Linked DNA regions of Homo sapiens: region 1 is linked to region 2. Evidence: chromatin loops called from intact Hi-C (ENCODE). Cell type or tissue: sigmoid colon. All regions are shown on one strand. Region 1 overlaps TTC7B (tetratricopeptide repeat domain 7B). Region 2 overlaps TTC7B (tetratricopeptide repeat domain 7B).

Region 1 (5,000 bases), 130 kb after region 2:
AGAGCATCATATTGTCTCTTTTGAAATGTCCTCCCTCATCCTCCTGCCAATAAGCCTTGCTCTGTGGCAGATGCTGGGACTACACACATGAATGACTGAGGCTCTGGGGCAGGACCCACAGCAAACCAGCCCCTCCAGTCCCGAGCCTTGAGCGAGGGCAAGAGCGTGGCTCGAGTGACAGCCTGTGCCACTGAGTTCCCCGCACCTGGCACAGCACCAGGACATTGGTGCCAGAACACCCACAGGCGCTCAACGAGTGTTTGTAGAGGGGAGGAAAGAACTAGAAATGGCTTTGGTTGGAGCAGAGTGAACAAAGCCCCACCCCCGGAACCCGAACACCCGGATGCTGTTCCTTACTCACGTCCGTGCTCTTGGCAGGACACTTACCCTCTCCGGGCTTCTGTTTGCCCTCCTGTCAAATAGGATGGCTGGTCCTTTGGGGAATGCTCTAATGCCCTGCTCACTGCAACCCCGACCACCCTCTGGACACCTGCCGCAGAGTGGGTGGGGGACTGTGGGGCTTTGGGGCTCAGAAGCTGCTGGCAGATGGGCTGCGGTCCGTCTCCGGATGTCCCACCGATTGCCAGCAACGGTTCTCTAAAAGCCACCACAGTCTGTGGATATGTCAGCACCAATGCTGAAGCACCCAGTTTCAAAGAAATTAGGCCAAGGGGAAATGGGGGGCCAAGTCTGTGAGATTCACGCAAGGCTGATCAAGCCCTTTGGCTTCTGGCCAGGCTGCCAGCACCCTAGGTGCTGGCGTTTACTGCCTGACAGCCCATTACTCTGCACTGCTAATTGCAGAATAAGCTCCTCCAGAATATTCCAGATCATCCTGGAAGAAAGCAGCTTTAAGAGATTCTGCCAGTCAGACGCTTTAAAAAGAAGACAAAAGTCAAAGCCGTGCTCATATTTTCCTGGGGCTTAACGGAGCCTTCATCTGGACCCACAGCCAGGTCTCCTTCGAGGAGCTATGTTAAGCAGCAGAATTCAGGGAGGTGGGGAGAGTGGGCGGGAGGTCTGAATCCGCCATGCCTCCAAGGCCCCAGAGAGGGAGCGTGCGCTGTTCTGGAAGCTTTCTTCCTATCCTGAAGGCCCATCAAGTGGAAAGAGAACGGGGCTTTTCCACGTGGTTCCAGAAGACTCAGAGAACTTCAAAGTGTGGGGATTCGATGAAAAGGACAATGAGGGCTCCACATTTAACCAACAGTTCAGACTGTCCTCTCATGGTGTGGGCTGCCCGGGGAAATCACAAGCTCCTGGTCCCTGGAGGGGGTGCTGCCCATGAGGGACAGCAGCAGGGGCTGTGCATCGGAGAGCCGAGGCCCAGGCATCCCCCAAACCCTGAGGAGTTCTGCTTCCATAGCTGGTTGGCAGTTGGCTTAGAAAAATAAGAGGTTTTTTTGAAAAAATGAGTATTTTTCCTTCTGAGTTGAGTTCAATGCTGGAAAGGCCTAAACCCCAGAAGGTGCATTTCTCCAGATAAAATGTCTGACCTGGAAAAGGGGCCCCATGATAGCGCAGCCCCTGCCGCCATCAGCTGTTCCGGGTGAGCAGAGGTGCTGCACCTGGGGCTGCCTCTGGCTGTGCTGCAGCCCTTGGTCCCCCCAGTGCTCTGAGAGGGCATGCTGGGGGTCTCCCCTGCTCCCTCCTGGAATACTCGGCACACTCCCTGAGGAAGAGCCCCCTGGGGGCATCTGGCCTGCGCCTAGACCACAGGCCCCGTCCCTGCCCCAGACAAAAGCATCACTCCCCTTCCTGAGGTTCTTTGGGCCTCAGTCTTTTCTCTGGGGCTCCACACCCCTATGTCTGACTGGGACTGGCTGCTGGTAACTGGGGGCGTTTGTTTGGCTAACTTGAAGGGAGTGAGGAAGCAGCCACCCCGTTTCGGTTCTGACATTTGAGCAGGGAGGTGGCAGCCATGGGGACTGGAGGAGATTTGCCTTCCGTGTTCGACCCCAGGCCCAAGGGAAAAGGTGTCCGGCCTGGGGGCCAGGCTCCCGCTCACATCTTCTGGAGCTCTCCTCCTTCATCTGAGCTGGCTTCTGTCAGAAGGACGCCCTTCTTAAGGCAGCATGTCCCCAGGAGCCACACTGCAGGTACCTTCCCTCCTCCTGCACTGCCCTTCTGTGTGGGTTCCTGGACCAGCACGTCAGCGGCCTTTGTGGATCTGGAGGTGAAGTGGCCACACGAATGTTCTATCCCCACCTGAGAGCCTGGGGGTGGGCAGGATTGGAGGCCACCTGGTGACAGCAGCAGCCATCATGTCACTGGGGAGAGGGCCTTGTGCAGGCTCCGGCCACCTGCTGTGTATGAGGCTTAGATGGGCACGGGCTGTCAGGAAGACCTAGGGTTGGCCTTTGGGGAAACTGGGTCAGTGCTGAGTAAAATGGGCCAGATGAGTAAACCAGCCCCACACCTGCCCCTGCCCAGAACTTGTGACCTGCTGACAGGAAGGTGGGCCTGCCTGGTGCCCAGAAGGTCCTTCAACTTGCTCTTGACTGGCCCGGTGAGGGGCTGAGTGAGTGGCAGCGTGTGAGTCCCACCCCACGGTGGAGCTCTGACGGGCAGAGGTGTGCAGGAGGTGTGGGGCTGTGGGGCTGGGGATGCCTCCCCTCAGCCAGAACACCAGGACCTGGCCCCTGTGGAGCTTCTGGCCTGGGGAGGCCAGCCTTCTGGCTGGTGTCATTAGCCAAGACACACACACTTGGCCCCCTGGCAAACTGGTGCCATTTCTAAGCACTGAGAACAAACAGAAATGAAACACAAAACAGAGCCCCATAGAGACCAGGCCTCGCCCAGAGCTTCTAGAATCCAGGTGGAAAAGCTGGCACAGCCCCCACCCCACCCACGCATGTTTTCAGTTCCTTTTCAAGGCATTGTTGGAAAGCGGGGTGGGGCTCAGGGCTGCCCCCTCAGCTGCACCCACAAAATGCTTGTACTCAAAACTGACAGTGCCTCTGACACTTGCCAGAGAAGAAAGGGCCGCCCGGGAGGAAAGGAGGCAGGGCAGCCCTCAGCTCTGTGTTCCTGAGCTGCTCCAAGGAAACCCTTTCAAAGCCAGTCTCCTGTGGGCTTCTCAGAGTGGTACTGGTTTGCAGTCTATTTATATTTTGATTTAAAAGAAAAATATTTTTGAAAACACTACCGCTGCCACCCTGCTTCCCTCTGATCAATGGCATCCTCTAGAAGGAAAATTCAAATTCCCGAGAAGTGGTGACTCACATGTGCTGGTGTTTCTCATTTCATGCCTACATTTCAGCGAATGCAGACGGCCAGACCAACTGTGCTGCAGCTTATGGGAAGGGGCTGGAGCTCTTGTGGGGTCCTCATTTTCCTCAGGTCAGGGAACCCACTCTTAGAGGCCTGGTGGGCTTCCAGAAAGCCTGGTCTACCATGGACATAGCCCCTGACAGGACAAGCAGAAAGCAGCTAGGGTCAAGGGCAGAGTTGGAACACTGTAATCGGAGTCTAAAACTTGGAGGCTGGCCCTGGGCCAGGCCCTGCACCAGGCTTTCCAGACTCAGCCCTTCAGGAGCCTGCTGTCTAGCCCCACTCTGTGTCCAGCAGGGTCAAGGCCTTCAGCAAGGCTGTTCTCCTCTCTGGCCCTCTGTTTTCTCCTCTGTAAGAGTGTTGGCTCTGCGGGTGGGTTCTGGGATTTTCTTAGAGAGCAGTGTCAGATCTGTGGTGTACGAGCAAATAGCCTGAGGGGAAGCCATACAGCCCACTGGGCTCAGCTGGGAGCAGGGCATCTTCTCCCAGGGGGTGCTCGCATCCCCCAGAGACCATCATGCTAATGCTCTGTAAGGAGAGGAGGCTCTGAGTATGCTGGCCTGACTTGGGAGCATAGACAAGGGTGACCTGAGGCCAGAGCTTTCTTTGGGACTTCTCCTTCCCTACTACCCCACAGCATCCCACACCATCCCTCCTCCATCCCTCCATCTATCCAGCAAGCATTCCCCAAGAGCCTCTTCTGTACCAGGCCCACTCCAGGTGCCGTACATGCAAAGACAAATCATGGTGGTCCTTGCTGTTAAAGAGGGAGATGGAGGTGAAGAGTCAGCCAACTACTGGCATCACGGAAGGGCCCCCCCTCCTCTCGGAGTCACTAATAGTGTCAACTGAGGAATCAGTAGGTTCATACATTTGCAGAAGAGACTTCATTTCTTACAAAGGATTGCAGCCTTCAGGGTGGCCATCTTGACTGGCTGGGAAATGTAGCCTCAGGCAGAGACCAAAAGCAAGCACTTTGAGAGAGGGGAGGGTGGAACAGGGATTTATGTGGAACTGGTTGGCCAAGTATACATATTCAACAGGTTATAGGAGGAGCTATGAATATTCACAAAAGGGGGATGTGTGCATGTGTGTGATAAGCAAATACGCAAATTACATGCATCCCATGTTCACTTTAGGGTGGAGACATAACATTTAGGTGCATTACAGTTCGGTCCTATACATCAACAGATGAGGCAGGGGCAGGAAGACACACAGTGCTCAGCCTCTTACTAAACCAGTCAGAACCAGCCTGTGGTTGGTGGTCTCTTGTCCCGTCAAAGCTGCAGTTGCAACCTGTGGAATGGGAGCTCAGTTAGGGTCTGGGGTAGGTGAGCTGCAATTGTTTCAATATTGCTTATCTCGAGGCCAGTGCTTGTTTAGCTGCTAGAGAAAAGAAAAACCTTGTGGCAGTTAGAAGGCGGTGTATTCTTTCAGGGATATGTGACTTAACCCTTGCCTGTCGTGGTCTTAGTTCTGGTTTATGATTTGGTATCTTATTGCACAGCGAGTCTGTTCCATCAGTCTTATGATCTCTAGTTTAACAATGGTAATGAGAACAGCCATAATCCTAATATTGCTGAGAGCTGCCACCCACTGAAGGCGTACAAATATGCTGGGCGATCTGCTAAGTGCCTTGCAAACTCTGACCTCATTTAGTCCTTACTAAACGAGTTAGTCCAACTAACTCCCCCGTTTGGTTAGTATTTCTCCCCCTTATGCAGATA
Region 2 (5,000 bases):
TTGTCTCTTCCAGCTCCTGGCTTTGCCAGACACTGTAAAGTCCCAGGCCGTGAGAGCTCACTTGTCACTGCTATTGTGAGGGAGTTTTTGCCAGACCCTCTGATTCCTTTGAAACATTTTCTTAGTATTTGGCCAGAATATAGAATTTTAGGTCTATTTCACCACTCATCATTTATTGGGTTTCTGCCCTGTGTATCTATCACTAGGCGCTGTGGCCCTGGCTTAAAACCTTCAGGATCATGTGTGTAGTAATAGTGAATTCCTCAGCAGAAAAGTGATGTATACTGAGCACCTGAGCAGAATGGGTGGGCTCCTGGAATCAAAAGATCTTGAGGGCTCGCGTCCCCTTCCCTCGTTTTATACATGAGGAACCTGAGGCCTAGAGCAGGCGGAATGCGTGCATCACGCAGTGGTCTCCTGTTCCTGCTAGGAGATTGTACTGCCCCCTCCCCATAGTTGTCACCGCTTACCGCCAACCCCCGGGGCAGCCCAGGGGAGAGAAGGGAATCATAACTAAAGCAAGAGAAGGCATTTCCCTTTTTGCCCTCCCCACACATACTGTTTAATGGGAGGTATAAAATGGACTCAGGTGAGTATAGACATGGGGTCTGAGCATAATAACGTACATGCGCGGAGAGAAGGAGGGTTCAGAAGAGGCCAGAACTCATGAGAGGGCAGCTTTCTTGCCTTTGATTAAAACTTTGAATGGTCCACTGATGTTTACAAGAGCAAGTCTGCTTGAGTTACCACCTCTTTTGATCTGGAGGCTCTTTGGTGTCATTGGGCTTACTTCCTCTCAAGGAAGCAGGTTGCCCGATAGTCAGCTGATAACTTAGGGTGGTGTCATTTACATTCTCTACTTGCCTTGGTGCAATCAGGGAAGCACATAGGTGAGCAGGCTGGCACTAGGTGGCATTCAAGTGAACGAGTCTCCACAGGCTTCCCCACCGGGTCATCCATGGAGCCAGCTCATCTTGGCCTCCTGGTCAGCATTCCCTCATCCCAAGTTGGGTCCTTGGCAGGTAGTTCCCTTTGGGCAAACTTGGTTGGTTATGGTGTAAAAGTTCTGAAAGCATGATGACTGTACATTTTAGATTACCTGGACAATTCTGATTGAAAACATTATGTTCCACTGTCAGATGATGTGTTCCAGTCTGCAATTTGGAAAACATGGCCACCTCTCTAAAATGCTTGCACTAAGTGGAGATGTCTTTGGAATGATATCTCCAACTCTCCTGCTTCTTAATTGAAGTGATAGAAACTAATAATACTCAAACATTGAGATCCCTTTGAGACAGTCAGATTTGGCTCTATGGTATGTAATTGCCAGAAAAATCTCTTCAGGGGATGTTGAAATCCAGTGATGTCATCAGTGGATATGAAGGATGAGGTTTCTAACCAAAATGATTATGTTCTTCCTGTAAATCATTTCAGAAAATGTAGGTAGAAATCTAAATGAAATTGCCTTTGGAAGCCTTTTTTCCATATCCTTTGACTTCTCGATTGTTTAGTTTTTAGACAGAAAATGAATGTGCTCAATTTCAAAACCAAAATGAAAATTGCTGTGTTTTTTGGATGTCAGAAAATTGTGTTCTTTGTTGGTACTGACTTTAATTCAGAAGCATGAATTTGTCCGTCGCTTCTCCACCTACAAGGTATCATTTAGAATTGTGCTGTTTTCTAACTACAAATCAAATTAGTTTCCCCTAGGAGAATGGGATTATAAGAACTTGATTTGCAGAACTACCACTGAGGCAATATTCTGGGATATTTATTATTTGTGGGTCTGTTTGAGGTTCTATATTGTACCTTTTTAATCAAAAGATACTGATACTTTCTCTAAAAATGAAAAGAATGCATTTAGTATAACTTGAAAGTCTCTCATAAATAGTATGTTTGTTTTGTTCTCTTCCAGGCATTGGTCTCAGTATGGAACATATATAGCAAATAAATAAAATGAGACCATTTGCAACAGGCCCCTGTTTCCTTCAGAGCTGCTTTTTTTGGGCTCAAGAGGGACTCCTAACAAGAAAAACTTAGAATGAAATCTTCAAAAGCAGGCTTGTTTCCGTAAGAGATGACTCACTTTGTAGGAAGTGGCCTGTCTTATATATTCTTATTTGTCTTTGACATTTAACAGCAAGGAGTTTTAAAGTGAGTAAGTACTGATGGGTGGCTAAAAGTAAATGCCTTGGACTCACACACAAAGAAAATGCATTTTGTCTCATTAGTGAGAGGGAAGGTGTGTGTGTGGCCTTTCTGAATGTCAGGGGGAAGATCAACGTCAGCCTGCCGGGACAAGTGACCCCGGAACCTCATGTACCACTTTCACAGGAAAGACTGGGGGGGCCTTTCTCTGCTCCTACAGACAGATGGATCTGCAGACTTCTGTTAATTAGCAGAGGGAAAAAGGCAGGCGAAATCTAACTTTGTTGATTCTGAACTTCCTATTAGGGAAAAGAGGAAAATGAGCTAGCTGTTGAGTCTCAGACATGTGATATATTTGGAGGAATCTGTAGAGAAATTAAATTTTAGAAGTAATGGAAACAAGTTGCTGTAAAGAGCATTTGATTTCTGGATAGATGAGATTAATAAGTTTGAATGTGCCTGATGTATTTCTGTGCTAAGCATAGAAAATTGACGGTGTTCTCTTGAGTCCTCTGTGTTAATATCTTTTAAAGTAAAAATCTGCTTTCTTCTTGTTTTCTCTTATATATCTGTGTTGTGCTTCCTTAAACAAGATTGAACTCATCTTTGTGTTCTGTTCCAGTGAAGATGTCATATAGGGATTTGAATGTTGCTTGGTGATAGAGGAAAAGTAAGATATATCTCTGTAGGACTCATGGAACTTGATGACACAATTGGGTGTTGGGAAATGCAGGGCTGGGAATTTTCTCCCACTCTTTAATGTAGAGCAGAAGCAGGATTCACGAGTGAGGTGCAGCAGGGCCTCACTTGATGGATGATTCGGCTGCTCTAGAGCGCAGCTGCGTCTTCTATGAGGCTGGCTATGAACCCGAGGCCAGGGAAAACTTTGTATCGGCTGCCAAGGCTTCCTCCAGATGCCTGTCGACAGGTACAGGTGCCCTCTAGGTTCACACTTCCAGGACTTCAGTGTTTGGATCATCCCGTATATCATGTTCTGCGGTGCCCAGGGGATTTTGAATAAATAACCCAAGATGACAGGCCTCTGCTCATTCCTACCCTTGTCTCCATTCCCTTCGCAAATTGGTAGGGGCAGGAGGGCCTAGGTGGACTCCCCGCCATGCAGCACTAGGTTCTCTCTCCATCTGCTTCTCTATTCCATGTTTTTTCAGGCCAACCGGGACGCTGTGCTGAGCAGGATACCTGAACACAAGAGTGACCGCCTCATCAGTCTGCAGAGTGCATCTGTGGTCTATGACTTACTCACCATTGCTCTTGGAAGAAGAGGCCAGTATGAGATGCTGTCAGAGGTACAGCTGCTGAGTCTGGTTGACATCCAGGTGGTGGGTGGCAGTTGCACGGTGACCCCAGGGAAGCGCTGTGAGACCTGGTCCTGGGCCCCCCTCTATTAGTGGCAGCCATGTGATCTTGGGCCAGTCACTTAACTTTGGTTTTCTCCCCTGTAGAATGGGCCTTGGGCTAAATGATTAGGTGGTGGAATTGATCTAGTCTTTTACCATGAGAGTTCCATAACCCACCAGGCTGTGAGTTTGTGTGTGAGGGAAGGCAAACATTTCTCAAGCAGTTTCTCTTTCCACCAACTGAAAATCTCCCATCTGTGATATTAATTTCCTCATAGAACAGGTTTCCTTTAAAGTATCAATGTGTACAGTGAAATCGCCAGTGGCCTGACAATTTCAGGCACAGTGTGTTATGTTAGCTGGTATAGACCGTTTCATATAAAGGAGACAGTCTTCTTTCAGAGTCTTTTGCTTGTTCAGAAGGGACCCTCGTGGATTTCAGATCTTGTGCAAGGTACTGTCATCTTCTCACTCCCTCAGTTTCTAAGAAACGCTTAGGATGGAGGCTTGCCTCTTTCACAGTTTCAGGAGAAGCTGGTTCATCCTGGGCTATGGTTATGCATTATTAGGTTCCTGCCCAAAATATCAAATTCTACCATGGTAAGGCTAAATAAATAACAAGAAGATCACTTTATCTTTTCTTTAGCAAAATAGAGAAAAAAAAATCCCTATTTTTTAAAAGGAACTTTTCCATGTTATTTATCTTTCTCTTTCTAAATTTATACCCATTGCAACAGCCTCTGGGCACGAGGACAGGGAATGAAATACAGTAACAGATTGGCTGAAATCAGATAAGTGCCCGACTCACCCTCTAGCCTGCCAGTGCATCGCCACATTAGGCAGGAACCTTGGGGAAACAGATGAGCCTGTGTGGCTTGAATCTTTTTTTAGTCCATGGTTTGGTGACTCTACAGGGCAGTGGTTACTCAGCCTCACAATCTGGCCTGACAAAGCAGTGTGTGCAGATGCCCCCACCACATGCGGCTCAGCCCCGGGACTCAGTCCAGGCTTAGGATTGGCCTAGGTTGCTCATCACTAAATGGATCGAACCTCTCCCGGTACCTTGATTTCCTGGACCCCCCTTCTCCCCACCACCTAAGTTCCTGTCAGCTGTGTCCACCACAAAGCCTGTCACTGGGGACCATGCCACCCAGCTCACAGTTGAATTCCTTTAAGGTGAATTCGTTCCTCCAGACAAAACACATTATCACCTCTCTAGGTTCAAGGATGACAGTGGTACGCACACATCTACTTCCATCCTATTGGGTAGCAATGTTGCCTTTCCCCAGCTCGAAATCTCCTAGGTCCAAAACAAGAGTGAGGAGCTTGAGGTGTCTGGCCCTGTTGACTGGCTGGGTGGTCTCTGCCCCTGGGCTTCCCATTGTTCTGTGAACGTTCTAGGGGGTGGTCATCACCCTGGTGGTTTCCTCTGCAAGCTGTGGCTCCGGGGCCTGTGCCTGCTCCTGGCACAGAATACTAGGACCTTGTTTTCAC

What was found. Peaks named below come from ENCODE experiments on the same cell type or tissue, not always from the same donor. Only the 100,000 strongest peaks of a DNase experiment are listed, where the experiment ranks them.
Region 1: a loop joins it to region 2, with 3 times the contacts of the local background. A loop is called at or near these places in 4 of 110 quality-filtered maps.

What each region holds. Positions count from the first base shown.
Region 1 is chr14:90,549,756-90,554,755 of GRCh38, reverse strand. All of the region lies in intron 19 of TTC7B (tetratricopeptide repeat domain 7B), which reads left to right. Among named protein-coding and RNA genes, the nearest start is that of TTC7B-AS1, 90 kb to the left of the region's middle. RefSeq lists a silencer at 390-552. In sigmoid colon, no CTCF peak of the experiment used is centred here; DNase peaks (open chromatin) are centred at 120, 290, 725 and 2,935.
Region 2 is chr14:90,674,978-90,679,977 of GRCh38, reverse strand. It overlaps TTC7B (tetratricopeptide repeat domain 7B), which reads left to right. Exons shown (of 20, transcript NM_001010854.2): 9 at 3,318-3,455. Among named protein-coding and RNA genes, the nearest start is that of TTC7B-AS2, 20 kb to the left of the region's middle. In sigmoid colon, no CTCF peak of the experiment used is centred here; DNase peaks (open chromatin) are centred at 2,967 and 4,367; H3K27ac peaks cover 311 bases.